Regions from separate parts of the Mus musculus genome. Here all the other regions are linked to region 2. Evidence: chromatin loops called from intact Hi-C (ENCODE). Cell type or tissue: left cerebral cortex. All regions are shown on one strand. Each heading gives the region's core, and the rest is flanking DNA. Links, peaks and the distances in the headings are about the cores only.

What was found. A loop is a pair of places that touch in the nucleus more often than their neighbours do. Peaks named below come from ENCODE experiments on the same cell type or tissue, not always from the same donor. Only the 100,000 strongest peaks of a DNase experiment are listed, where the experiment ranks them.
Region 1: a loop joins it to region 2, with 4 times the contacts of the local background. A loop is called at or near these places in 4 of 42 quality-filtered maps.
Region 3: it touches region 2 in a loop (2.0-fold over the local background); 4 of 42 quality-filtered maps call a loop at or near these places.
Region 4: it touches region 2 in a loop (3-fold over the local background); 3 of 42 quality-filtered maps call a loop at or near these places.

The regions. Positions count from the first base shown.
Region 1 is chr13:110,059,051-110,066,630 of GRCm38, reverse strand. Rab3c (RAB3C, member RAS oncogene family) reads left to right here. Exons shown (of 5, transcript NM_023852.5): 5 at 4,629-7,580. The coding sequence ends at 4,816. Among named protein-coding and RNA genes, the nearest start is that of Gm32881, 56 kb to the right of the region's middle. In left cerebral cortex, for the core only: a CTCF peak has its summit at 3,733 (motif pointing left); DNase peaks (open chromatin) are centred at 2,654, 3,705 and 4,079.
Region 2 is chr13:110,275,748-110,283,327 of GRCm38, reverse strand. It overlaps Rab3c (RAB3C, member RAS oncogene family), which reads left to right and starts at 3,122. Exons shown (of 5, transcript NM_023852.5): 1 at 3,122-3,333. The coding sequence starts at 3,310. In left cerebral cortex, for the core only: no CTCF peak of the experiment used is centred there; DNase peaks (open chromatin) are centred at 2,315, 3,094 and 4,093; H3K4me3 peaks cover 2,839 bases; H3K27ac peaks cover 945 bases.
Region 3 is chr13:110,071,943-110,079,522 of GRCm38, reverse strand. All of the region lies in intron 4 of Rab3c (RAB3C, member RAS oncogene family), which reads left to right. Among named protein-coding and RNA genes, the nearest start is that of Gm32881, 69 kb to the right of the region's middle. In left cerebral cortex, for the core only: no CTCF peak of the experiment used is centred there; a DNase peak (open chromatin) is centred at 3,721.
Region 4 is chr13:110,364,891-110,372,470 of GRCm38, reverse strand. All of the region lies in intron 1 of Gm41058 (a long non-coding RNA gene), which reads right to left. Among named protein-coding and RNA genes, the nearest start is that of Gm41058, 10 kb to the right of the region's middle. In left cerebral cortex, for the core only: a CTCF peak has its summit at 3,586 (motif pointing right); a DNase peak (open chromatin) is centred at 3,670.

The DNA of each region.
Region 1 (7,580 bases), core at 880-5,879, 220 kb after region 2:
GTCCAAAGGCAAATAGTTTAATTTAAACCATGTCTGGGCATCCCTATCATTGGTTTTAGAAAGGGAAGGAGTTGTTCTGTCTAAGTCAGGTCTGGAGAACCCCAAGGTAGGGGTGTGCTGGCTGAGGCAGGTACTCTTCTGAGTCCAGAGCAGGGATGCCTCTGCCAGAGAGCAGTTGGGAGGAAAAAAAAAGACTAAGAACTCACCCATGTTTCACTAAGCCTGTCCACCACTTGCCTGATAAAGCCACATGCATGCTAAAGTTACTAATTACAGACCGTGCAGCATAAGGGGCAGGTGTTCAGAGCAAGGAGCAGTAGCCTACTTCTCAGGGGACCTGAAACGGTAGCCTACTTCTCGGGGGACCTGTCAGAGTCCACAGTCAGCTTGCTACATCATCTTGGTCTGCTTCTTTGCTCCTGATGAACTAACAGCAGCATCCTTGGCAGTGTGCAGGAGACAATCTCCAGGGTTTTGTAGGACTGTTTGCCAGGCTTCTTTGACTGATGCCGGACTTCTGATGATGATGGTGTGTGTGGATGTAAAGGTAAGGTTTTCTGAGAACAAGCCTATTAGGTAGTAGCTAAGGTAAAAAGACCAAGACACTGGGGTGTAATAACCAGAAAGCCCAAGGAGTTACTATAAGAATAAAGACTCCAGTGTTTGCATTTGTCGTTGTAAGTTAGGCCGCAATTTTAAACATGCTTGGACACAGGGATGGGACAGGGATGGCTTCTCACAGAGAAATTTTACCTTGTGATTCAAATGGAGACAGAAGTCCATGATAGACCCCCATTTCCCCCAGATCTACACAACTCAATGACACCATACTAAAGGCTGTAGTGTTGACCTTGTGCTCCCACTCTTTGAACTCTGTGTTTTAGGATAAATAGATTTAGGCTGCTGGTCACTGAAAACCAGTTTTATTTTCGGAACGCTTTGTAGCTGTTCTTCTCTAGTTCATAGGGAGATGTGGCTTTTGTAATCCCACGGTGTATTTTTAAGCTGTTAAACAACTGGACTGTTAGGTTCACTGGCACTCTTAAAGCCCATGTAAGTCACCTTCGAATTATTTAAATTAATGAAATTGTGTGTGAATTAGTAACTACTCATTACCCTAGAACTGATCAATTAACTGCAACAAAACTGTAGCTGCCTTCTTCGGGGTACCTAGAAAGGCAGGGAAGGCTAATGGGTACTCTCTGTCTCTACCATTTCCCAGCCAATCATGGGAAGGCTTAAACAAATCACTCATCCATTTTCCACCTTCATTTTCTTATCTGAAAAGTAGACAAATTAATAGCCCTTGCTCAAGGACAAAGTGAGTTAAAATGTTCCCAGGGCTCTCAATATTCTCCTAGACTACACAAACGCCAGCGTGGGGTCACTGACGCTGCTCTCCTTGCCCTTCCCAGTTTGTTTGGCCCCTTCACCCACATTTTCCCACTTGAGAGCCATGATAATGCTATAGGACAGGCAGAGCAAACACCATAAATTATGAAAGTGAGTGCGGAAGCCATAATTTTCTCATGGTGACAGATCTAGTGTGTCAGACCAGCAAGGTAGCTCAGTACATAACGGAGCCTGCTGCTAAACCCCATGCCCTGAGTTCAATTCCCAGACCCACATGGTGGGAAAGAACAGACTCTTGCTTACCATCCTGTTCTCCACATATGTGTTTCATACATGCAAATTACATACATATCTGACCACATACAATATATAAAAAATAAACAAACAAACATACAGAAACAGTGAAGATTTTTTTAAAATCTAGCATGTTAACGGTGGGCTGCCAAGGTACTTGGGCCAATAAGCCCCCACACTCTCACCATATCACGGCCTCCTCACCATGCTGAGGAAAGAGTGTTCTTATAATGTGAAGGGCTCCTAGACACTCTCTCCTGAGTCCCAGGATCCCACGGTGTCTTAGGGTTTTACTACTGTGAACAGACACCATGACCAAGGCAACTCTTATAAGGACAACATTTGATTGAGGCTGGCTTACAAGTTCAGAGGATCAGTACATTAGCATCAAGGCGGGAAGCATGGCAGCATCCAGGCAGGCATGGTGCAGGAGGAGCAGAGAGTTCTACATCTTCATCTGAAGGCTGCTAGCAGAATACTGACTTCCAGGCAGCTAGGGTGAGGGTCTTTTAGCCCACGCCCACAGTGACACACCTACTCCAACAGGGCCACACCTTCTAATAGTGCCACTTCCTGGTCTGAGCATATACAAATCATCACATACAGAAAGGGATGGAAATTGAGAACATTTTGGATTCTGTGATCAGAGATCACGTTACTGTTCCCAACTTGCGCACCATCATCCTAGGGTGACCTCATAACCAGATAACGGAGTTACATTTAATAAAGGGGGGTGGGAGCCTGTATCTTTCAGCAATGGCTCAGTGCTTCATGTTCTGCCCTTTCCCAGACGCTCACATGTAAAAGAAGCACCCGCTGAAACGATGATAGAACCGAAACTTGTCCCAGATTTGCCCCAAATTTCAGAATTATTTTCCTCCAAAGTTTCATTCAGAGGTCTCACATCTCCGGTGTGGTTTTGGAATCTTCTGGAATGATGCCCAACCCTACTAATTCTGGGACAAAAACACTAGCACCTAGAAAATAGCAAGCAAAGAGCTCTGATGAGTAAGCAATGACATCGAGCAGAGGGTGCCTGTCCTGCCCTGCCCTGGGTCCATCAGGAACGTAAATGATCCAGCTGTAGGGAATGCACCAGCTTTAGAAAAATCAGCACTGTCCACACCACCTGGCCTTGCCTATAGGTAAATTTCTACTCTAAGAGAACGGCGTGATCACTGTGCAGACACAAAACAATAAAAAAAGAAATAGAAGCCAAAGGTAGACTGAAATACCTTGCACTGTTTCCTAGGACTTTAATCTGCTAATGATCTGTCTCCTGAGTCTGGCTGTTGCTCGGATCCTAACAGAGCTGCAGTCAAAATGTAACTTGGGTTTAATCATCCAATCAACAGTAGTGTCAAAAACTTAGAAATTTTAACTTATGAAAATCATTTATTTTTTTTCCTTTCAATTCCCTTCAAGAAAACAAGTATTTCTTAGTTATTAAAGGGATGTGGACATAGATGCGAAGCAGTGGACTGTGCTTTTCATTTTGGTCCCAGGAGCCAGGCATTCACTGGATTTAATCATTTTGAATCTTTGTGTCTCCTCTGAGATAGGGCCAGATGTAACCAGAAGGATTTATAGGGTGTAAAATTGAGAATGGATTAAAAAAGGCTCTCTGTGTTCTGCCCAGCACATCCTAAATCAACATTCCCCCCGGTGGACCAGACCAATCTCCGGCTGGCCAATTGGGGCAGTTGCCATAGCAACTGACAGGCAAGCACAGCCGGTAGAATGGGAATGCGAACAATGGAATGATAACATTGTGTGCAGAGCTGCATTCTGAGATGGCTTCCAGACAGCCGCATCCTGGAAGTGGGGTTTGCCCACCCTCCTTGTGCCATGGTTCCCACCTTCTTGTATTTTTGCTGCTCAATTAAAATTTATTGTTTTCTTTCCTATTCAAAAACTTTACTGCCATAAATAGTACTGGTGAGAAGGAAATCTGCCCCCACCAGAAAGCTGAAACAGCGTTACAAAGACTGCAGGGTTATTGCATTAACACTCAGTTCAAATACCCAGAGATTGAAGGAGGTCTACGGTAACTCCTGTGATTCTTTAGCGCCACCTAGTGTCCTGCTAGATACTACTTGGTCCCATGACTGGACAGGGAAAAAAGAACAGGATTGAATAGGAAATTCGTAGTCCCTCTTCTGATAGAATATGCACAGGACCTTTTCTAAATCTTTTGTTCAAAAACGTTAATAACTTTGACATAATACAGCAATGAGAGAAGAATGGAAGTCATGTCAGTTTTAGAGAAGACTTTAAAAGACTACACGGCGACCAGACAAAAAATCCTCAGGTTTTTTGTCTAAGGCGTCTCACTTTTCTCCAAAAAGTCAGCCTTGAAGCTGAACACAACAATTCACACCAAGGTGGCCAGGAGTCAGAACAAGGGATAACCCTGAATAATATAGCACCCGAGGATACAGGATAAGTTCCAGTAACGGACTTACACCAACTAAACCCCGCCCCAACCCCTCACTGCCTAGCAATAATGTCATCGAGGGGGTGAGTCACTGATTAAGTCAGAGTCCACAGCATCTAGTTGGGCCTGGAAAAGCAGTCGCAGACACGCCCCATGCTTTGCTCTTAATCCAGCCAAGTCAACAAAGATGTATGAGCACACCAGAGGCGGGAGCAAGGAGTCAGGATGAGAGGACTGGCTGGTGAGGGTTCCTAATGATACTACTACTGTTAACTCTTGATTTCCTCTCAGAAAATCTCTCTGCCGTTGCAGACATCATGAATGAATCAGTAGAGACAAATAAAATGAGTATCATCAACCCCTCTTTATAACTCTCTGCTCTGGTCAGTGGGTAGCGCTTCTTGTCCAGCAGTCATCTCCGGTCTAAGAAATCGCACCCATCTCCCACCGCTGCCTTTGCCCCATCGACATTCAAAACCGCAACTGAGTCCATTGGACTTCAGAAACGTGAAATGATGGGCCTGTTTCTGTGTGTTTCCTGCAGGGTTTGAGTTTTTTGAAACCAGCGCCAAGGATAACATCAACGTGAAGCAAACCTTCGAGCGCCTCGTAGATATCATTTGTGACAAAATGTCAGAGAGCTTGGAGACCGACCCAGCCATCACAGCGGCAAAGCAGAGCACGAGGCTCAAGGAGACCCCTCCTCCACCACAGCCCAACTGTGGCTGCTAATGTCCCCCACACAGGAGCTCCAAGGGGCTCCAGAGCAGCCAAGAAGCAGCATTGATAAATGGTCTATTAGCCTTCGATTATACTGCCTAATAATTATTTGAAGGAAGTCTTTGATGGCAGTGGCCCATATATGCATTCAAACCGTGAGCAATTTCCTGTGTTAATATGTGGCAAACTTGCTCTTATATTTGTAAGGATCATTCATCTATAAACACCTGCTACTTGCATGTAACTTATCATTTATTTGTCTTTCATAATCTTTTTGGGGGGTGCAACCTTTTTCTCAATTAAGCTATTGCAGAAACTACAGACTATAATTTTACTGCAAATAACTTTCATGCCACGGATTCATATCATGCTTTTCATTTGTATGGATGATAACCTAGAGTCCCTTTGTGTGTGCGCATGTGTGTGTGTGTGTGTGTGTGTGTGTGTGTGTGCGCGCGGGCGCGTGCGTGCTGTGACCAAGGAGTGATGTCAGGAAACTTAGTTTTGCCTTTGTCTAAAAAGAAAGTGGGACTTTTGCTCTTGATTGGAGACCCCATCACAGGTCTGGGCAGTGTACCAGTAGGAAATGTATATATATATATATATATTGCACTTTTGTTAATAATATCAGAAGGGTGTGTTGACTTTGAAAAACATTGAGGGATTGGGTACAGGGTCATTCAGGAGGCTGAGGCAGGAAGATAATGAGTTAAAGTAGCTACAAACCATACAACTCGATCATGGGATAAAGAAAAAGTAAAGAAAATGAAATCCAGGCCCTTGCAAGTTTTCTTGAACCACATCAACACTAAGGGAGCTTTGCAGGCCTGACTGCCGGGATTCTTGCCCATGATTCTGCTCATCTCTGCGTGCTTGAGAGCAATTACTACTACAGAAGGGATGTGACTAGCTGTGGCATTCCATGACCTGAGTGACCTCCATCCCTTAACGACTTGTCTCACACCACAAAACACCACCATGGCTCTCTGGAACCCCCACCAATTCTGAACTCGAAATTGGCTTGAAACTTTGTTAGTGCCCCTCTTCCTATAAAAGGTAGGCCAACATTTCAACCACTGTTCTCTGCTCCACTTTAACTAAGCCTTCCCCCCTCTTTAGGAGGCAATTAGGTAACCTTTCCATGAGTCCTGACTGAGGGGGAAAAACCATTTTTTATAACCATATTTTTCAGAGGATTTATAATTCTAAAAGTTACATAAGTCTCTAGACATGCTTAAGATAAACAGATCATAGAGGTGAGCGGTCCAGAAAATTGATGAGCCATGGCGGTTGAAGAGAGGGGTGAGACCCTTGAATATCCTGTCCTCTCTTCTAGGTTTTCTGAAGACCATATAGAAATAATATGCAAAAATCCCGGTTGTGGTGGTGCCTACTCTTGATCCCAGCATTCTGGAGGCAGAGGTAGGCAGATCTCTGAGTTTCAGGCTAGAATGTTCTACAGAGTGAGTTCTAGGATAGCAAAGGCTACACAGGGAAACCTGCTTAAAAAAAAAGGAGGAGGAGGAGGAAGAGGAGGAGGAGGAGAAGGAGAAGGAGAAGGAGAAGGAGAAGGAGAAGGAGAAGGAGAAGGAGAAGGAGAAGGAGAAGGAGAAGGAGAAGGAGAAGGAGAAGGAGAAGAAGAAGAAGAAGAAGAAGAAGAAGAAGAAGAAGAAGAAGAAGAAGAAGAAGAAGAAGAAGAAGAAGAAGAAGAAGAAATAATAGAAAAACAACTCTTAACCTCTGTGCCAAATGCCAAGAGAAATCTCTCTGCCTTCCAGAAGTCTTTGCGGCAAGGATCTTAGGAAGGCACCAGTTTGAAGGACAGAACAGTTTCGTGAGGCAGACATTTTCCCTTTTTGGTAGTTGTGTAAAAGATCCACCCTTCCCTTGGGCGAGGCTGCTGACAGGCTAGTGTGTGCATGTTTTCTTCTCATGTGCTTAGTTGCAAACTTATAAATTAGTGGTAAGTTTCCACTTTGACACCTAGAGGAGCAAGTGTTGGCTCATCAAAGATAAGAAGACACTGGTGATTTTTAAATTTTTAATGACACCTAAATTCAAGAATCATAGAAATTAACATAAAGGGAAAGAGAGAAGTGAGGGGCATAAAGTAGAATTTCTTTGCAATAATATTCATATGATGTCATCCTATTTCTATGACCTGGGCCATAATACAACCATATTGAATACTATGGCTGTCAAGCTCATTTTTACAATCTACTACAAAACAATGAAGTCAGGAAACCTGGGCCTCTTTCCTTGCATGCTTACAATAAGTGTAAAAGGCCTCACTCAGATATTTTGAATGGCTTCTTCAAAAGGATGTGGGCATGCGTGTGTTATCAAACAAGAGCAGGTAGGAGAGAAAGGGAAACAACCACGTTTACTCATTTGAAAATTCCTTGGAAGAACTGGTTGAAAAGGATTTACTGAAGCCAGATGCCCACATACATGCTCTGTTGAAAATTCCAAAGTTAAGACCACGATGTGCTAGTCAGTGGAGAGAGGGGCAGCAGTAGCCCTAATGTCATTGTCCCAGAACATTCCATACCTCCTATTTTCCAGATTCCCATAGAAACACAGTTGTACCAAATGAAAGGTATGGAATTCTATATTTCATTCCAAACAATTCAGTGAGCATTTCCAGAGAGACTTGTTGCTCCCGGAAGAGAAAAGAGTTGCTGTCCCTAATGTCATCAAGAAACCTTGGTTGTAAAATCAACTTTGGCAAGTGGGAACCAGATAATAGAACATCTATAAGCCTTGACCTATATAA
Region 2 (7,580 bases), core at 1,262-6,261:
AACAAACGTCCTGACCTTCTGCAGGACACCACTGTGCCTAGAGTATACATATTTCCAACCTTACCTTGCAACAGGTGCCATAAGATTGACAGCATAGATGCCATAATATAAGCATTGCAGTGTTTATGAAAGAACTGTGCATTGCTCTTCAAGTTTTATTGTACTTTTGACCAGACAGTAAACATAATCGGTGGAGAGTCGTCTGCCATTTGGTTCCCAGACTGATAGATAGCATCTTGATTTCAAGCAAAATCAAAGGGCTCTGACTTCAGAGAGATATTCAGATGGTTTTCTGTTGTTTGTTTGTTTTTGTTTTTTGAGATAGGGTTTCTCTGTGTGTGTAGCTCTGGCTGTCCGGGAACTTTCTCTGTATACCAGCCTGGCCTTGAACTTACAGACATCAGCCTGACTCTGCCTCCCAAGTGCTGGTGTTAAAAGTGTATGTCACCACTACCTGGCAAGGTTAGCAAGCTCTGATCTTAAAAACCAAATCATGGTGCATGCACACAAGTGTGTATATTTATACAATAAATATATGTTAGAAAAATATACTGCTTTATATATATCTTAATAAGTTTTTAGAAGTTCTTCTGGAAGTTAGCTGTTATCAGGAAACATTTATTATTGCCATTTATTTTGTTATTAACTCTGATGGTTTGAATGAAAATGACTGCCATGGGCTCCTATGTTTGAATGATGGGTTCCCTGCTAGTGGAACTGTTTGAGAAGGATTGAAAGGATTAGGTGTGGCCTTGTTGAAGTGGGTATGGTTTTATTGGAGGAAGCCATGGCCAGACTTGTCCCCCAGACACCTGCAGATGAGAATGTAAAGCTCTCTGCTACTTTTCCAACACCGTATCTGTCTGCTGCCTGGTCTGATGCTCATGGATTAACCCTATAAAACTGTAAGCGAGCCAGCAGTTAAATATTCTCTTTTCTAAAACTGACATTGGCATAGTGTTTCTTCACAGCAGCAGAACAGAAACTAAGACAATAATGTATTTTTTTTCATTATATGAGATTTATTTATTTACTTATTATTTACTTATTTATTTTAGGTTTGTGTATGTGAAGTCAAGAGTTTGCCTCAAAACACACGTGGAAGTCCCAGAATGATTTGTTGGAGTCAGTTGTCGCCATCCACTATGTGGGTCTCGCCATCCACTATGTGGGTCTCAAGGACTGAACTCAGGTCATCAGACTTGGCAACAGACACCTTTGCACTGATCCGTCGCACTGGCCCTGTCTTCAGTTTGTAAGTTAATTTTCTGGACTCATCACATAACTCACCTAAGAGGTGATGGTTTCAAAATGTTCTTTTAAGTTGTTATGAAAATAAAAAATTCACCTAAGTGATACCACATGACATTCTCATTAATCAAAGATTAGAAGACAGATTTTTGAGAGAGAAAAAAAGAAAAAAAAGACCAGTGTGTGTGTATGTATGTGTGTGTGTGTGTGTGTGTGTGTGTGTGTGTGTTGCTATATCAGATATATACTGCACCATTGTTGCATATACAGAGATTTTAGAGGGAAATTCTGAGGTTTGTATCTTTGGAAAATGTATTTGGTATAAATCCTTTATAAGCAACGTTTGAGTTATAGCAAAAGAATTACTTGCATAAGAACTGCTGGGGAAGGTGTTTGTAGATAGATTCCCCAGACCTTTTGCCAACAGAATATCTGGCATGGGGCCTGGGAATATGAAGGATAATTCCCAAGACATGTTTCTAGCCCATTTAAGTCCCAGAACATCCTTTCTGCTGATCTATCTAAGGAGATGAAGTTCAAAGATGACTCGAATTAACCTTTGTATGACTGTCTGTGAATATCATGAGGGTTTCAACTTTGACTCTGCCTCTCATGTCATAAATCTGACATCTTGAAAAGGTGGGGGGGGGGTCACAGATAGCTTGCATTCTGGAGGGGAGAGGACTTGTCTCAGCGACGGACGACAAAAGTCCTCTCACACATTAGAAGTTGACAAAAGCACATAAATGTCCAGTTTAGAGACGTGAAGGTCATGGTATGAAACGTTCCAGGAGGAGAGTAATTGCAATATAAAAGGAATAGCTGCACGCGCGTTTAAGAAAGGACTGACCGGCTAACTTAATCTAGATCTCCCATCTCATTCCGTGAAGGTGCTCCAGGGCTCTGGTGATGAATGTGTTCATTTTGTGTGACTTGCTTTTGGTAAATAACCCAGTGCCCTATCAGCTCTGCAGCACTCAGGTAGTGTGTGTGCTGGGAGGGCTAGGGGAGGGGCCGCTTGGCACGGGCGCCCCTGGCACTTCTTAGGAGACTAGCAGCCTTTTCTTTGCAGCTGTCACTAGAAGACTTCTGGGTTTCCCTCTGAAAGAAAGCCCTCCATCTAAACCCGCTGTCCCTTCCATCCCTCATTTCGGTCTCGCAAACCACTCCTCCAAGCCTTTCCATTGTGCTCTTTCGCCTGCATAAGACCTTCATCTCCTTTGTAGTGGGGAGACTTACTTGAGGCTATCAGAACCTCCGGCTGCAATGGAGCTGTATGGAAAGGTAAACAGAAAGGAGTGCCTGGCGGGCTCAGTCAGAAATCTAGCTTTTGTGGATATGTGTGTGTGTGTGTGTGTGTGTGTGTGTGTGTGTGTGTTCGCGTTTGCGTGCGTGCCGATCTTCTCAATTCAGTCTTGCGGATGAACCGCTTTTCTTATGTGTGTGCCACCCACTGCCGTTTTCCCCGCACGATCGTTGAATAAGACTGTAAAACTACTCCACTCTGGGTAAGTATAAACTTTCCGGGTTCAGGATAGAGATAAGGTAAAGCCCATTTGCATTGGAAATTAGAACAAAGTGCTGCGTTTTCTAGCCAGAGAGATACAGTCTGGCTTCCAAAAGCGATACTGTGAAGAAAAAGTCCTAGTTTGGGATGAATTGGTGTTATTGTCGCTAGCGCTCTTTGAAGAAATGGTTAGGCAGGCTGAGAGCGAGAACAACCGGTGTAACTGGAAAGAAGGGAGGTTTCCACCGCCCAGTGCAGCTGGAGGGGCTAGCCCGAGGGAAATCTTTCTGGGTCTCTGGGAATTGTAGTTCACAATTTTCCCATTTGAGCATTTGCCTCTTAAGATTAGACTACAACTCCCAGAAGCTCACGGGGTCCCTGGCCAGAACGCTTGTGCGGAGTCAGGAGCGGACAGCTCCGGTGCTGATGTTGGAGCGGGCTACAGAGCCCCACGCGTGCGGAGTGTTGCGGGGAGCGCGCAGGCTGTGCACGCTTGACCAGGCTCCCGGACCAGCGCTGTCCTAGCAAGAGAGAAAGGACATTTGCCTACAATGAGACACGAGGCGCCCATGCAGGTGGGTCTACAAAGAAAGAAAGAATGGTCTCGGAGAAACTGAGAGGGTCTCTCTAGCAGCTCAGGGGACTTGATGAAAGATAGATAGGGTTGTTCATTTTCTTTCTGGGCTCCCTAGGAGGTTGAGTGTGGAAAATGAAAACACGAGCTAACAAAGTGAGGACAGCCCATCTCTTGTTGTCTTTGATGGTCTTGGCTTCCTGGGTTAGTGATAGCGGTGTGAACTGGAGAATTTTCTCACGAATTTACTGAGAGTTCTCCATCTCGACTGGGTAGAGCGAATTCAGCTTGGTTAAGGACATTAAGAAAGAAATGTCAGTGTCAGTATCCCCCAAAGTGGTCTAAAAAACAAGAAAGATAAAAGAAAAGAAAGGGCAAAAAAGATTAGGGTCCTAGTATCAGAGGTAAAGAGCAAACACATTCACAGTTATCTCAGAGCTATGACATCCTTGATCTATGTCTGCTTAACTGGCCGGAAACGTTTCGAGGACCCTCTCTTCCCCAGCATTCCTGTGATGAGGTGGCCATTCACTGTACCACTAGATTCCCCATTTTAATCACATTCTTCGGGTTTACTTCCTTCAGAAATGAAGAGTACCTCTTTTGGAGCTAGTCACCTAAGTTATGCTTTTAAGTAAAGACTAGTTTTGTTTCTCCTATCTGTGTACAATTGATTAAGGCTAAACATAAGTCTATGTTTGTTAGCCAAGCTAAAGACTTGTTTCTCCTATCTGTGTACAACTGATTAAGGCTAAACATAAGTCTATGTTTGTTAGCCAAGCTAAATGGGCTCATTGCATAACAGAGCGGCGTTTTATGAATGGGATGAGAAGATTAGAAAGCACTCCATTTGGAATGTGTTGCTTCCCTTCAGAATCCACCTCTGTTGGTAAACTCAGCAACATAAATATTTGACTATCCAGTCTCAAACATTCCCCATGGTTTCCTCCTGAATCAAGGACTTTATACATCTGCTTTCATTTACTTTTAATTTATTTTATGACTTTTATATACGTATTAAGGAATCCTAACTGGACGGTTAAATGAAAACACTATAGAATTTAATTGTTTTCAGGAGTATTATATAATGGAAGACCTCAAATTACATTAAGAGTTATTGAAAAATTGATTCGTTCCCAGGAATAGTGGGCCCTTTGTGTGACATCGGATATTTCTGTTTGTGAGTTAGCTTTTTATTATAGACCTTGTGTAAAATGAGTGTGGACAGACAATAAAGACTGTTGCAATCAGGGTCTATTAGCTTATGATAATTTCCCTTTCTGGAGGTGTTGCTAAGAGCCAACTAGCTGAATTAATAATATTTGATGATAAGTATATATTAGCAGTTGTCTTAAAAACTGTGTTTCCATACTTCACTGTGCACATTTACATCAAAATATGTTATGACTCCAAAATTTATGATTTTTCAATTATTTCAAAAATGAAAAATAATAATGTACATTAGAATTTAAAGTTGATGCTCTGAAATCTTTCTGTCAAAATGGCTATTGTATATTGATATTATTTTTCTGTGTTGCTTAGACTGTTTAGAAAGGTAATTAAATGTTATAGAACTATATGGAGTTATTGCTTTAGGACATATCTTAAATCATTGTGGGTATGCCCACTAGATATATACTAGGTATTGTAAAAGGTGTATTTCAATGAAAACTCTAATGGCAAATTAATGTAAAAATTAGGTAATGTGGACTTAATTTTCTGATAGATACAGGTACTTTTCTATTTATGGAATATTTTAATTCACTGAATTATATTTTTGGAATTTAATATATAGCCTCCCCAAAGCTATTGTGATTATGTCAGACTTGTGAAAAGTGTACTTATCCAAGAACACACATTCATTTCAATAGATTATTGTTATAGTGACTTCTATCATTTTCATATTTTTTAAATTATGTAATAATTCAGAGGATGAATATAACTTAGGTTTTCTTAAGCAGCAGTTACTCTGCTAGGATCCATTTTTCTAAACTAGAATCATATTCCATGTAATGTTGAGACACAATGATGCAACATTAGAAATACTGGAAATTCCTTTTTTCCTTTCAAACAATAAGCTGTACCATCATTCTAAACATATGCCCCAAGTGTTTCTTAACTTACATTTACAAAGGATGAGTCACAAGGCAAGCTTCATTTTATACTTCCCTTATCTCAGAGTTTTTCTCCTTTTTTGGAGTGTTTAGTTCAGTTGGTAATATGAAACAGAGTGAGCTTTTAGTTTATTGGCTAGCTTCCTAAGTATTATGGGGATTTTTAAATTCTGAAATAAAATTATTTGAAAAAAATGCACAAATGTCCATTATAAAGCATCCAACATTCTTATATAGATGCCTTTGTGCTCAGCTCATTATATTTATCTTTGATATTTGGATATTTTCTGCAGAACATTTCCCCCCAAGCTGATAGAAAATAAGGCAATATTGTTTCTCGAAGTGACGACCACAATGATGTGTGACGATAGCCTTCAGTGCTTGCATTGTCTTTCTAATTAGATAACCATGGATAGAACTTGCCAAATATGAGTTGGAAACATTAGTATGGGAGGTGGTCATTTCAGTCCTCTCCTTCAGCATATCAATAATTTCTGGGAGCCAAATGACACAGAGAAGAGTGGGCCTCGTGATTGAGGGCAAGACTTTGAGAACAACTTTAATACAGGAGCCAACCAAAAAAAAAAAAAAAAAAAACCCAGTCTAGTCAGTGCTTGGAGTCCAGATGCTACTAATATGCATGTATAAACCCTCAAATGAATTATGTATGAGGGCCAAAATACAAATAAATTGTAAAACTTTACAATCCACCATTACCGACTAGAAAGGAAGATTAATAGAGTTTATGAAGATTAAACAACTTCTCTAATATGAAAGAGTTCATATTCTTCCAGATCTTTATAAAGATCTCTTATCATTCCTCCTATTATTCTGATTTCTCCTGAAGGGATAAATGTGTGGTGTAAAAAATGAGGACACTGTGTATAAATGCTACTCAGTCATTTGGTTGGGAAAAAAGAAAAACATATTGGCTCTCTATTTTATGTTTATAGAATAAGCTTGTATAAACTAAACTAAATGTTTGAGAAGGGTCATTGTGTTTTAAAGGTTTTGCTGTCTATATTCTTTGTAATTTCTTTAGTCCCTTATGGGACTAAAGTGGAATTCATTTGTCTTTTACATTTAGCATTTAGCTTAGGTCTAGGTTTATCTGATAGAAGCAGAGCCTTTGTATTATTCAAGAAACGTATATGCTGAAGCAATGGGACAGAGTGGAAAGAATGGATTAAAGGTAAGCAGAAGTGAGAAAAGAATGTAGACATAGACCAAAAATGATAGGTAATTTGGGTCTAAGTATTACTGTTGCATTGTCTATAGAAAGGTTGTGATCTTCCTGTACTTTATTATTCATGAATGTCTCATTATTTTCATCCTCTGCAACCATTCATCTCATTTGTGCAATGAACTCTTAGTCCTTATCTTTTACAGGCACCAAGATTTGTGGCTGATGGTGGGGGAGACAGTCTTCTCTATTTCTTTTTGGCTTGTTGCTTAGGTAGCATACTTACAAAAATAGGAAGCAAAGAGATTTAACTTAAACAGCAAATAACTTTTGGTGCCACAAGGATGGGTTTCCATCTTTACTCTTTTAAAGTTCAATAACTTTTGGATTTAATGTGAAGTCACTTCTCAGGTGAAGAGTGAGAACTGCATTAGTCTATGGGTAAAGAAAGAAGTGTTTAGAAGGGAGTTGATAGGATGCTTATTTAGCAAAATAGTAGTAGACTTACTTCTAGAGCTCCCCAAGTACATGTTCTTGGCCAGATGTACAGCACTAGTCATTAGTTCCCTGCAGTGGACTAAGCCTTAAAGTCAATAATAAAAAGCTGTTGGTTACATCTATAACATTCACACCATTATTGCATTCATAGATGCTTCTTGCCAGACCAGTTTTGTGGTTTGTAGGACTCACAGATTTATGAGATGGATAATGACTTCCCTTCTCCAGTAGCCTGAGTAGTATCTTCCAGTATAGTGAAAGATATCAAGCAGGGGGAAGCTACAAATCAGGATTAGCTTGGTTCATCTAAGTCTTTATAAAAATGTAGTATCTTCAGCAACAATCGTCTTACCATCAAGTTCTTATGGATTCAGAAGAGCAATGCCAATAATCTGCATTGCTTTGCGAGCCCCTGGACCTGGCCACATGACCAGTTAGTTGAAGGGATGTGTC
Region 3 (7,580 bases), core at 859-5,858, 200 kb after region 2:
CTGAAGAGAGTGAACTACTGCTCAAGCTGAACATGACTCTGTGTCTGACACTATTCAACATTTTAACATTTAATCTATTAGAGCATAGCCTAGAACAACATAGGAAATGCTTTGCACTTTTAATTTACATAGTTAGGTTTTCTCTATTAGAAACAGACTCTGGCAGAATGTCACTTTTTATATCTGTGAATTCTAAGTCACATATACTCATTTGATAACTCATGGTTTGAGTAGACCGTCCATTCATTTTTTAAAAGAGGAGAAGGTAAAGCCGTAGGATGGGGTATTCTTTCACACAGCGGCATTTCTGGATGTGTGAGGTAGGACAAGCAGAATGTCATTGTTTTCCTGGAGATATAGAGAAATATATATATATATATATATATATATATATATATAGATAGATAGATAGATAGAGAGAGAGAGCTAACGAATGGGATTTGCCTCTGTGGACTGTTTCTCTACCATCAAAGACAAGAGTTGGTCACACTGGCCATGGGGTTTGAGTGTCCTTGAAGACAAGAGAACTGAAGGATGTGAAGTATCACTGACATCCAGATGGGAAAGTCTCCCTCTGGACTTCGGTAACCTTGACTCTGGTGGGAGCTGAGCTGGAATGACCCCCAATGGTACTGATTTTGACTTTAGCATCCTCATATATTTCCCTGAAAACCTAGGCTGCCATTGCTAGCCAAGGTAGGAAAGAGAATGGAGGGAGCTGTATGTGAAGTTGTCTACTTGTGGGATCTCTGAGCTTTGGGGATCCCTAGGCTAACCCTAAGGAACTCCCACCAGGGAAAGTTATCATAGCCATCTATCCCCAGGGCTAAGTTCTGCTCCATACACAATAACCTTAAAATAACCTCGAATTATGGAATAGATTTTTACTGAATTTACTTTCATCTTAAAATCCAGGAGGGAATTCAGGTGTGCGTGGCTAGTAAGCCTACTTAAACTCTTCTCCCGGGTCCTGTGATCTTCCAGTGATCCCATAATCCTGGGAAAGAAGCCAGGAATGGTTTCGTTGTTACTAAGAAAGAATCCTCCTAAATACAATCTTACTCGTGCTCAAATTTTCTCCTTCAAAATATATCCATCAAACTGGTACAGACAGTTTCAAGGAGACTTGGGGAGATCCAAAGAAAGAGAGTGTGGGCTGAGATGTTATTTATTAATCCAGTAAGGATGCAGAGAAATCCACTGAACCTTGATTAAAACCCATCAAACTAAAACCAGTAGGCAAGTGTTCTTACTAAACAGCCATTAGAGTCACACTATATATTCTTGATGGACATGGGAGAGTGATGCTTCGAAATAAAATTTGGGAACATGACACAGAATTATTTTCATTTATTCATTCATTCATTCATTCATTCATTTATTCAACCTTTAAGTTTTCCATTCAGTATTGTCAAGCACTCGTCACTAGAAAATTCTAGACTCCAAAGGGACACAATCACTTCATTTTTTTATTTATTCAGTTTACATCCTGCTCACTGCCTCCTACCAGTCACTCCCTCCCACAATCCTTGCCCCCACACCCCATCCCTCCTCCCTTTCTCCTCTGCATGGTGGGAGGACCCCTGGATATCCCCCCACCCTGGCACATCAAGTCTATGCAGAGCTAGGAGCATCCTCTCACACTGAGGCCAGACAAGGCATCCCAGATAGAAGAACATATCCCAAGAACTAGCCACAGGTTTTGGAATAGCCCCCACTCCAGTACACAATGACTTTTATAAGCCAGTCTATAGGTCTCCAACAGAATTAAAGACAAGTGTTAGAGGAGGTCAGGATATTAAGAACATGCCCATCCAGGGGCATGGAGGAAGGCCACGTTGAGAGTGTTTGCTGCAGGCTTGAAGACAGAAAATAGAATTTTCATGCATAGGCAAGGAGGTGGTGGCACCTTTATGAAGAAGAACCTGTGTGCTAAAGAGGCAAACCCGTGAAAAGATGACATATCAATGAGAGGCCATTTACCACTGAAGACACTGGAATTGGCTCTACTGGTTCTCACGAACCAGTGCTGGAGTTGAAAGAACAGGGTGGCAAGAGTGGATTTCATTTTGGACTAAGTAAAAAGGTAGCATTCCTAAAAGTAGGGTGTTTTTAATGTCAGGCAGCGTATAGGGAAAATTATTATACATACTTACCCGTATCTCAACATCAGTTTTTCAGATCTTAAATATGTTGTTCCAGCAGTACACTATATAAATTATAAAAGTAGTCTTCATGTATTAGGATAGTGTTGAATCTTCTAAAAGCTGGGTTATATAATAGTAGGTAATCTGCTGACACCACTGGTTAAACAGTAGATTGGAGGTAATGGACAGGAAGCATGGAATCCATCAGGAGTGGAGCATAGCACGGGAACATGGCCAGGGCATAAATCAGGACAACAGCATTACTCAGGGGACATTAAAAAAAAATCAGGCCAGCTCTCGATCGATGATAGATATAGATGTGTGTGTGTGTGTGTGTGTGTGTGTGTGTACGTGTATCACATCAGAAAAATCAGGATCTCTGAAATGGAGCATATTCTAGTTTGCTTTCTATTGCTGTGATAAACACCATGACCGAAAGTAACTTAAGGAAGAGTTGACTTGGCATAGCAGTTACAGTCAGCCATCAAGGAAAGCAGAGGCAGGAACCGAAGGCAGGAACTGAAGCAGAGACCATATTGGCTAACTTTCGGCCTTGCTTCTTCTGGCTTGCTCAGATACCTTTTGCATACAATCCAGGCCAACCTCCCTAGAGTAGTACTAGCCATGGTAGGCTGGGCCTTCCTAGGTCAATTAGCAATCAAGAAAATGGCCCACAGCCACACACAGAGGCCAGTCTGATGGAAGGAATTGTTCCAACGAGATTCTCTCTTCTCAAGCACACCTACATTTCTGTCAAGTTGGCAACAGCTGTGAGATACCATCCCTTGTTGACTGAATACACAAACGCATCTCTAAAGCTACAGCAGCTGGAGAAATGCATGCATCCCTGATGGCGGACTCCCTCCAAGATAACAGTCAGGTGGCATCTGAAGGTTTCATGGCTTTGACTTGAGAGTTTCAGGATGCTGGATCCTTGGAGGCCCTTTAGCCAGATGAGGATTCTATGTGTTGCAAGTAGCCACCGACCTAGTTCTTTTCTATGAAATTCACTTCAATTCTAAAAAGTTGGCTCCATTAAGTCTATTCCTGTATGACATAAGAAGTGTATATAAAAACGAAAGATGAATCTTAAGAACGAGCCACCAAGCCTCTCTGTGCACACATTAACTCTTTCTAAAGTAAAAGATGCTGCTGTTGTACACACACACACACACACACACACACACACACACACAACTAATCCAGTGCCATAAGCATCAGCTTCTCATTACAGTGTTAAGTTCTGCACACCAAGGACCATTTAATAATCTCAGCACCAACTCCAAAGAAGCACAAGCAGCCTGTGACAGACATGCTCCCCTTCCGTCCTTTTTCAAGCTCAGGCCATACCACTGCCTCCGGGCACGCCAGTTTAATGAAGGATAATTTTTTTTCCTTCAGTTTTTTTTTTAATTATTTTCTCCTTGGGCCTGCAAAACAATTGCACACTAAAGCAGGTTGAGTCGTCAGCAACTGTAATGAGGCTACAGCATCGCCCCGTGCCTATTTTTAAAACTCCAACCACCTGCTCCACATTCGCACTGACTGCTCTTCAGCAGTTTTTAAAGATTTATCTAAATCTTAATTGCCGGTGTTTAGGAAAGAACAGGGATTGCCAACTTCTGGATTTGGCAAGGAGTCGCAGCAATGCTATTTAAATGTTCTGAGTACCTGGCTGCACGGAGCCGTCTGTGGAAAAGTGCAGACACCCTACCATTATTTCCGCTGGCTCACATTCTTTCTGGCTAAGGTTTCCCAGGAGGTAGAAAACAGATCAAGGATACTCTAATGTGTTGGATATACTTAGATAGGCTTACAACCATGTATGAAAAAGGGACAGCTCCTGCATCCACCTTTTCCTAGTCCTTTGAGTTTGCCCTGTTATTAGCCTCATCTATGTCTCGTAACTCTCTGTCTTCCTTATTGGCAGCTGGAATTTAATCCTCAGAAAATACTCTTTTTTTTTTTCAAGACAGGGTTTCTCTGTATACCCCTGGCTGTCCTGGAACTCACTTTGTAGACCAGGCTGGCCTCGAACTCAGAAATTCGCCTGCCTCTGCGTATTTCTCCCGAGTGCTGGGATTAAAGGCGTGTGCCACCACGCCTGGCAGAAAATACTCTTGATGAACGGAGAGGCTGTACATTCCATGCATCCCACATTGCTCAGGATGGTCCAGCTGGTGCTCATTCATCTCCCAGTAAGCATCGATAGCACTCAGTTCACGCTCAAAGTAGCTCACTTTGAATGAGAGGCAATATGGAGGCTTGGCTGGTGATACCACACCCTGTAGGATCATAAGTGGCATACCCAATTTGCTCTTATATGTCAGGTCTCAAACTCTTAGACTACCCATGGAAAGACTTTTCAAGACCTTGGCAAAGCCCTGTTCTAATCATCATTGGTTTACTCAACAGAGCTAACCTGTGAAGCCCTTTCTTGGAAGAAAAAAAAAAAATCTTACTACTTCAAATCTCCACAACATTCGGCCGCCTAGGAAGCCCCCATCCCCTCCAAGAGCCACAGAGTAGAAAACTATATTTTTGCTAGAGAGATTCCAGTCTTTCATCCTGCTTAGCCCATCTCACAAATGTCCCCATCCTCTTGATTTCCTACTCTCACGCAGAACCCACCTTGGCTCCTTATCTCAGAGTAATCTGCCTGCTGTGCCTTTCTCAATGCTACACCCAGATCTAACCCGTGCAGCATTTAAAGTATGAATGAATGAATGAATGAATCCAGTTCGAGGTGAGAAAGGTCTGTATAAACTACTGACTTCCAGTTTCTTTTTCTCACAACACAAAAGTGTTAAGAACAATGTTACTAAAATTTTAAAGCTGAATATAAGAAATGTAAACTGTCTCATTTTAATTACCAGCACTGAAAAAGAAAAGAAAGGAAAACAAACAAGCCTCGACTCTTCTAAATCAGTTTGGTGTGTTTGGTTTTGGAACTCAAAAGGGCTCAAATCCAGGATGGGCTAAGACACCTGGCAGGGGTCCAGATCTGTTTATTAGCTTTGCACCCTGGTTGGTGTGATTTTTCCTTTTCTCAAGGTAAAATTATCATAACTGACAGTGGTAGATAATAAATCCCACCAACTAAACTCACGGGGGACTGATTTCTAATTAAAAATGCTTATTATTATTTGCCTCCAAGAAATGTAAATGCCCCACATTTGTAACTGCAGATGTAGTTGACTTAAACGTGGTATTATTATGTCCCAGTAAACCTATCAGTAATTTGAAAACATCGGAGGCTACCAATGCATTCAATATGCTTAGCCTACAAACAGCATGCCTCTTTCTTTGACATGTTCATTCCAGTTAAATCAGTCTGCATCCAACATAAATCCTATTCTATATTAATCTTGGATCTCTCATGTAATTTACTGAATACTGTTCTGACATTTAGAAGAAGCACCATTTTTTCTAAACGTTTAAAGTAAACAAATTGTCAGCCAAACCATCCCGATGATGGCTTCTCACTTATTTCTTATTCTAGTGGTTGCCTCTAGTGACAGGCTCATGACATTAAGGGAACGCTGTTGAGCAGGACAGGCTCACTCATCCTCTCAATCGCACAGACAAAGCTGTGCGTCCGTCCATGTAGTTTCATCCAGACCCGGTCTCCGCTATTCTGCACTGCAGGAGTCTGAGGCTGTGTTTATTCCTTTTCCTTCCCCTTCAGGAAGTTCAGCGCCATCATCCTCTGATGGTCTCACCTTGGAAACTTGTGGCTTATTAGATCACAGGGAGAGAGAGAGAGAGAGAGAGAGAGAGAGAGAGAGAGAGAGAGAGAGAGAATGCCCTCCATGTTGGGAATTTGAGAGACACCCTTATTCCTTTATGGATCTGTGAAAGGGTCCCAGTCTCACCAGAAGTCATTTGTGAATGTTATGTGGGGAGAGTTGCTTTCTGCAGAATGTTAACCCTGCGTACTTTGTGGCGCTTCCTAACTTTGTTCTCAACAGGGGACTTTCTCTAGTCTCTGAAACCCAAGTCCTAGCACGAAGCTCTGTTTGATGCTGGCATATGCTTCATCCCCCATGTACATAGAAACCGTGGTATTTCGTCTGTGAAAGCCATTCATGGAAACGTCCCTGCTCCGGCTAGATCACACACCCTATCCTGACTTTCTCTTCTGCCCTTAACTGTAATTAGTTTCCAATCACCTGGATTGGCAGCCTCTGACAAGGAAGCAGTTGTTTGTTTAAAGGAAGAATTCTAAAGATGGCAAATTTTCATCTCCATCTCCTCTGTTCTAGGAGAACAAAGACAAAAAAAAAAAGTCTAAATATAAACCATCAAGAGAACATATGAATTAACTGAATTCTTCAGAATTTATCACCATGAAAAATAAATGCATTTAAATAATGCTTTGTGCAGCTCTCTGTGTCTGCTCTGGACAGAATGAACTGCCTGCGAATGGAGCTAGAGTCAGATTTTCTGGGGAATTTTCTGACTTTTAGAAACTGCAATTATGGTAAATTTGGTTAAAATATCAAATCCAGTTGCACCAAAAATGTCTTTATGAAAGCCATCCCTTTGTAAAATAAACATATGCAAATCAGAATTCCTGAGCATTAAAGCATGTTGCTCAGGCTAGCTAAGAGTCTCCACCACTGTTTTTATGAGGCCAACAGAGATTATTCCATTGTCTTTGGGCCTAAACCTGCCAGAAGACATAAAAGTCATTAGGAATGTTCTGGAGGAAAGTGCCTGGGGCTGTGGAAACAGACTCTAATCTTTGCCATGGTTTTCTACATGTGCAACATGTCTACACCGCTCTACTAGAAAGTGAATATTTTAAAGGTGCTACTTCACAGTACTGTCTGGATCCAAAGCAATGGAAACCAATGTGAATAGCATAGCACAGCAATCTTTACATGGTGCTCCACAAAGATCACCCGTCTGTGGATGTCACAATGAAACCTCATTCATTTGGGCACTGCTACTTGAAAATGTACTTCAATAGCTGCTCTGTTTCCTAGGCCTCTCTCCCGGCAAACATAACCTGCTAATTGATAATGCACATAAATGCTATTGGCAAATTGAAAATGCTGTACAAAGAACAGTTATTGATGTTCATGTTACCAGCCCCTTAACAGGCAAGGGTGGGAATTGTCTCCTTTATCATTAAAAGCTTAATGCAATGTTAAGAAGTTACAAAGGAAACGTTTCGTGGATTTAAAGGAACCCCACTTGGAAAATCCTTGGCACTTCTGTGCACACTAACGGTGGCTCTTGCACCTTGACTGACACTCATCTCTCTGAAAGCTCAGAGAGAGTCTTGACTTTCTTACCATTTAAGAGGTTTAATATTTTAATGTGAAGCAAAAGTTATTGGTGGGAGTTGAATAATTCTACACTTCTTCCTATTGTTCAGAAATGCCTTTCCTCATGGGTAAATAGGACTGCTTTGGGTTTTTGATA
Region 4 (7,580 bases), core at 1,683-6,682, 89 kb before region 2:
AGAGTGCTACAGAGGGCAGAACTGGAGAAGTGATGCAAAGCCCTTTGGAGGAGCCCAGAAGATCCTGTGTGGATCTCAGACATTGAAACAATAAGCTATAACATTGAAATTGCCTTGGAGACCCTATGATGTTCTAGATACCAGAGCCATCTGCTGAGGAAAGCTGCTAACAGGAAGTAGAAACAGTCCAGGAGAAAGAAGTTTGTTGCAGTCAACAAAGATGAAAAAGGAGATGGAAATCTGAAGATCACTTTGACATCAGACATGGAGATGCAGAGTTTGGAGTTTGTCCAGCTGGTTTCCTATTTTGATTTGGGCATTACAGTTAAGAGATTAGATGGCTCTCAGAGGAGACTTTGAACTTTGGACTTTTAACATTGTTGAGATTGCTATAGACTAGAACTTTGGAAGTTGAACTAAATGTATTTGGCATTATGCTATGTTTAGGTATAGCTCCCATAGACTCATATGTTTGAACAAGTCTATGGGGACCAGGGAGTGGAATGTGATGGTGTGTACATGCTTGGTCCAGGGAGTGGCACCATTAGGAGGTGTGGCCTTGTTAGGTGTGCCAATGTGGGTGTGGGCTTTACTACCCTAGTCCTAGCTGCCTGGAAGTGAGCATTCTGCTAGCAGCCTTCAGATGAAGATGTAGAACTCTTGGCTCTGCTTGCATCATGCCCACCTAGACACTACCATGTTCCCAATTCTATAATGAACTGAAACTCTGAACCCGTAAGCCAGACCCAATTAAATGTTGTCCTTATAAGAGTTGCCTTGGTCATGGTATCTGTGCACAGCAGTAAAACCCTAAGTAAGACAATCACTAACTGAGAAAATGCCTTACTGCTGGATCTCATGAATGCATTTTTTTTTCCTCTACTGAGGCTCCTTTTTCTCTGATGACTCTAGCTTGTGTCAAATTGACACACAAATCCAGCCAATACAGTTATCATAATGTCTGTCTCAGCCTGTTGCTTGTTGGTATACAGAAAGGTCACTAGGTCTTTGTAAGTTAATTTTGTAGCTTGTCATTTTGCTGAAATAGTCCATCTCTTCTGAAGGATTTTTGGAGGAAATTTTGGGATCTCTTATGTACAATATCATCTGCAGATAGAATGGTTTGACTTCGTCTCCCTTTTGTTCTAACTCCATCCTCTGCTTTTGGTGCTTGAATTGCTGCTTCAAGGACTTTATTAAAATTGGTTGGGTATGGTGAAGATCCCTGTCTCGTTCTTTATTTTAATGGGTCTATATTTTAATTTCTAATTGTTTATTTAAGATGATGTTGGTTATGATTTTGTCAGGCAGCCTTTATTATTCTGAGCTGTGTTGCCCCAGTCCTATTTTTTTCCTAGAACTTTTATCATTAAGGGTGTGAGATTTTGTCAGCAGTCTTTTCTACACCTATTGAGATGAGTGGGATTTGCATGATTTGTTACATGTATTGACTTATGTTGAATGTCTGGCATCAAGCCAACTTGACCATGGTGGTTGACCAATATTCAGTTTTCCCATATGTTCCAATATTCAGTTTTTAAGTGTTTTGATGAGGAATCTTGCATCTATATCCACCAGGGAAGTCAGAAGGTAAGTTCTTTTTTTGTTGTTGTATGTTCGCCTGGCTTGGCTATTAGAGTAATACTGGCTTCAGAGAAGTTTGGGAATGTTCCTTTTGAAGATAGATACTGCACACATCAATTTGCTATGATCTGCTTTGTGTGTCAGTATGTAATCTGTTTTCCAGAAGCTCCAGTGTGTTTTTTTTTTAGTAGAATTGTATATTCTTTGATGTCTGGGTAGAATATTTTGTAGATTTCTGCTATAATTACCTGTATTATCTCGGAAACTCCTTTAATCTTATGACAAATATCCAGAGCACCATGAAAGTAGTGCATAATTTTAAATATTATTTAAATAGGAAGACTGTAAATCTAAAAAGTGAAATCCTGAGAGTTTGAAGTCAGGAAGGGTGAGAAAAAGCTGGGGTGGTGGTGGAGCAGAGCTAGAAGCAAAAGAGTAGCTAGAAAATCCTCCAGGAGGCAAAATGATAATATCAACAGAGAGCAAGATCTGCCACACGTGATGGTAATGCACACAGAGTCAGTTAGTGGTATAAATTCTTGAATAAAGTATGCAAGGATGATGAAGAAATAGAATGCCAGCTAGTATCCTCTCCAGCAGAATCCATGGAGCACTGTCATGGAGCGCATGGAGCATTGTCTGGAGCCCATGGAGCACTGTCATGGAGCCCATGGAGCACTGTCTGGGGCCCATGGAGCACTGTCAGGGAGCCCATGGAGCACTGTCATGGAGCCCATGGAACACTGTCATGGAGCCCATGGAGCACTGTCATGGAGCCCATGGAACACTGTCATGGGGCCCATGGACCACTGTCATGGAGTCCATGGAGCATGGTCATGGAGTCCATGGAACACTGTTTGGGGCCCATGGAGCACTGTCATGGAGCCCATGGAACACTGTCGGGCCCATGGAGCACTGTCAGGGAGCCCATGGAGCACTGTCAGGGAACCCATGGAGCACTGTCAGGGAGCCCATGGAACACTGTCATGGAGCCATGGAGCATTGTCATGGAGTCCATGGAGCCCATGGAGCACTGTCATGGAGCCCATGGAGACTGTCACAGAGCCTATGGTGCTGTTGACTGTGAAAAGATCAGTTCCAGATGTCAGACTGGGAATCCTGTGAAGACAAATGTAGTACAGAGAGGGGAAGGGATTCACCTTCAGGATGAGGAAGGCAATTCTGCTGATCTCTGGATTTCTGATGCAAAGGAGATTGGAGAGGAGTAGGTAGGCAGTCTCCCTGTGGGTGAGGATCTGTGAACACTGCATAGTGCCAGGAGTGAGGTTGGTGGAGAGCAGAGGCTAGGAGTGGCTGCTTGGTGAATACACCAAAAGACTTCCAAACAGAAGAGTCCACTGCTTTAGAATGCTTGCCCGTCCCAATATTCTTATGAGTTATGGCTGTTTTGCTTTTGTTGTTTTGAGACAAGGTACCTCTATGCAGTCCAGGCTGGCCTTGAGCTCACAGCTTCTCCTGCTTCTCATTCTCTGGTGCTGGGATGAAAAGCATGTGCTTTAATCCTGGCTTATGAGGTTTCAAGTATAATTTTATCACTAAATGATGCCCTCCGCAAAGGCCATCGTACTTTTAAAATTTCCCCTAGTGATTAAGGAATAAAGAACATTCCCCACTCCCCAAGTAATGAATCAAAAGGTAAAGAGATCAAAAAATGGTGTGAATAAAGGATGCTATGGTCAATCTCTCTTGATGCTATAAGAAATGCAGTGTTTTCTGTATCTAAGTGGGGTAACTGTGGGGCCATTTTACCAGTCCAAGGTGGCTTACTAAAAGTCCTTAGGGTACTAATATTTTGAGGCAGTCTGTCCACCGTCAAGTAAAACAGCTAAAATTGTCATTTACACAACATCGATCAAGTGGTGCCCATCCAGGGTCCCATGGCTTGTGAAGATCCATTGCACACAAGTCATAGTCACTATAAAGGTGGTGTGACAAGTGGTCACACGCAAAAGCACCTAAGGCCAAGCCATAGTTTTCATCCAGCAGAGGGCAGCATTCTCTAACTGTCTGCCGTTAGGTCCTTTTCATCCAGCAGAGGGCAGCATTCTCTAACTGTCTGCCGTTAGGTCCTTTTCATCCAGCAGAGGGCAGCATTCTCTAACTGTCTGCCGTTAGGTCCTTTTCATCCAGCAGAGGGCAGCATTCTCTGTCTGCCGTTAGGTCCTTTTCAAAGCACACAAGCACTTTCTAGAATAGATTTTCTGCCACATGTAATATAGGTGTTAAAGATAAGCAAAGCCAGAGACTTGGGAAATGATAACAACAGTTCTATCAGTAAGAAATTATTTCAATCAAGAGTATAATCCAGTGTGAAGTGAATTCAAACATGATTTGCACAGAGCTGCCTGGACCTTTGAAATGGAGAACAAGCAACCAGGAAGAGGTGAACATAGTTTTAATACAGTCAGGGAAATAACAACATTACAAAAGGCAGCAAGGAATGTTGGTCTACGTGAGACTCACCCAGGTTTGCTACTGGGACCATTGAAACTTAGGCTCCTGTGCTAAGTCCTGTCTTAGGTGTTGGCTGGGACAGTAGAACTTCTTTTTGCAGCTTTGAGTTTCAGCAGAAAGGCACATTAGGAGAGGCTAGCTCAAGCTACAGATGTGGTCATGACTTGTTAGGAACGTGTTAGTGTCTTAAGTCTTTCTAGGCCAACAGTGATATCTGCAGAGAAAGACTAAGAGAGGCCAAGCTAGAGTTTGCACCAAGAGGGAATTTCATCACGGGGTAGGGTGTTGATAAGAGGGTGTTATCAGTAGGAAAGTGTTGGTGTTTCTTAACAACTTATTGACTGCAATTCTATTTTGGTTGTTCCTAATGACCCCAACATAATTGGGAGACAAATAGAAAACAATAACTCTCTCTCCCTCCCCCTCCCTCTCCATCTCCCCCTCCCCCTCCCTCTCATTTCTTGTCTCTTCTGGTTTTTCTCTCTAGTCTCTTGTATCTCTCTCTGGTCTCTCCCTCTGATCTCTTCTCTCTCTCCCTCTCTCTCTGGCTCTGGTTTCTCTCTTTAGTCTCTCTCTGCTCTCTCTCTCTCTCTCTCTCTCTCTCACACACACACACACACACACACACACTTCTCAATTCTCATATCTCTCTAATTTCTCATTTCTTGTTGCTCTCTGTCTCCCTCCCTCCTTCCCTCCTTCCCTCCCTCTCCCTCTCCATCCCAGCACTTTTCGAATAGCCACCATGTACTCGTACCCTGCGCTTGTTCTTCTTTCAGTCAAAGCTCCATGCTGCCCCTTGGAAACCCATGCACACTGGTGGTGCTGTGTGTGTGGTGCCACTCTTCTTGCTCCTCAGCCTCTCTGTGGCTAAGCTAACTTTGCCCTGCCCACCAGAGCACTATAGCAGCAGCAGCTGCAGCTCTAGAGGCTTGCTGAAGGCTTGGCTTTACTCAGGCCAGTGGTCTGATGTGGGGCAGTGAGGCAGCCTTCCTGCTGTTCTGCCAACTGTAAATATCTGAATGTACAGCTTCAGGCACCTCCCAGGTGGAGCAGGGGCGACAGGAAGAGGAGAGACTGTGTACAGAGGCATTTTTTCTGCCTTTGGCTCCAAACCACACCACAATTGTATTGTGACCAAAGAATGATATACACAAAGGCGGTCACAGAAAGCACTTGTGTGCCCACTAAGCAGTATGAGAAATAAAAAGATTACCAATGATATTAAATCTGTGCTATCCTTAGTCACATAGATCCCTCCCGATGAAGCCACTTTCAGTGTTGGTTCTTTCTGTTGAAATAAGAGCATACATGGAGTTTATGTATATCCTAAGACAGCTCATGGGCACAGGGTAAAACAAAACAACACCAACAACAATAACAACAACACCACCAACAACAAAACCTAAAACACCAATGAGTAAAAGCACGGAGTGTCAGCCACAGTTTAGTTGAGAACAACAGACTCCATTCGGGCTAATTTTGCCCCAGCGAGTGTGATACAGACATTTATTTACATTGTTTTGTGTTAGTGTTGTGCTGTCTGGGTCAGCTGAAGGCCCCTCCACTCTGAACATGGCTTCTCTAAAAGCCACTCATAGAAGCTGAAGATCCAAAGCAAACACAGACCACATGGGTGCTCAGACAACTACCTGAGGATTTGTGTTTCTTATGGAACTTTCTAGAAGTTCCTGCTAGCACTGGCACCTGCTGGAGAGAAGTGTAAGCTCTCTATCAGCTGCTCCAGCCTGCAGCCACGCCCCATCTGCGGCTTCTTTGGTTGTTCGTTTTTGGTTTGGTTTTGCTAAAAGCTGCATCTTGGGTAAGGCTCTTGCCATGCCCACACTAACAAAGCCTACACTTGCTCTCTAGTTTCTCCAGGCTTACTTACAGGCCATGCTTAATTATAAAGCTGTATTTCATAGAACACAAAATGATAGCTAAAGACTCTAGATGCTGCCTATTCTAGAAAGAAGGATGGTAAATACCATGGGGTAGGATAAAATTGGGGTTTCTGGTGCAATGCTAATTGTCTTAGGTTTTATATTGCTGTGAAGAGACACCATGACCACACAACCCTTATAAAGGAAAACATTTAATTGGGGCTAGCTTATAGGTTCAGAGTTTTGGTCCATTATCATCATGGAGGAAGCATGGCTCAATGCAGGCAGACAGGGTGTTGGAGAAGAACCTGAGAGTTCCAAATCTGCATCCATAGGCAGAAAGAAGAGACAGTGAGCCACTGGGCCTGGCTTGAGCTTTGGAAACCTCAAACACCCACCCTCTGGGACACACTTCCTTCAACAAGGCCAGGCCTAATCCAACAAGGTCATACCTACTCCAATACTGCCAATCCCTATGAGTCTGTGGGGGGGGCATTTTCATTCAAACCACTAAAATGATCATTAGTTTCTTTACCTGAGGTGTTGATACATCTATTTTTTTTTTTACAAATTGTTACCTAGACTTTCTCTTTATCTATGTGTATATAAATATCTGTATTTGTGCAAATATGTCATATATCAATTTATACACATCTTTAATACCCCACCCCAAAATAAATAATTTTAACTCAAGGTTTACTCTCCTAAAATAGTCTTTATATTTTTCATTGCTTTAAACTGTCCTTTATTGAACCTCTTCCATATAAAGTAACGAGAACTCTGAAAAGGGAGACTAGTGGACAGGGTAAAGACAGTTCTCATGACGTTAGCACTAAGTTCACAAGGGGCTAAAGGTGCAAACACAAATGCCAAAGGACCAGGAAGTGCACCATGGTGCTAGAAAATCAAAAGAGGCTGGCAGGCAAGTGTCTGCATGCAAAGGGGTGGCATGCATTGACTATACATGTGTGATGCAGGAAAGTTTTGTTATCAGCGTGTACTCAGGGTGGTGACTGAGTTAGGGGAAATTATGTGGCTGCATGACATATGACATACATACACACATGCATACATATGTGCACATGAGGCAGAAAGAGAGGTAGACACAGAAAGAGAGACAGACAGACCTACAGAGACACAGAGAGGGGTGGGTACTTCATACTGAGGTCTTCTGTACCCGGGGATGAGTACTGAAGAGAAAGGCCAAATGGCAAGGGAGATGTAAAGGGTGACCTGGAAGACATTATGGGAAAGAAAACAGGTCATGCTGAGTCTCTGGGAGGAAAGAGCTGGAGATGTTTGGGGAGCAAAGCATAGCAGGTAGGGAAGAGATATGGGGACAATACAGTGGCAGGAGACAGAGGCTTATCATGGAAGGCCTTCTAATCCATAAAAGAGTGGCACACGGGGGAAAGTAGATTAATTCTAAGACTACCAAGAGCGTCTTAATCGTAGGTGACGTGGTCTGACTAATACTTAAGAAATGCTGCTCATTTAGTTTTGGGGATGCAATACAGAGAGATAACAAGATAGGAGGAAAACTTGAAAGAGGCTGCAATGGTTGCTTCGACAAAAGATGGGGTGGTGTGTAGAGCAAGCCCTTGCCTGAAAGCCTTTAGTATTCTGGTGGGCAACCTC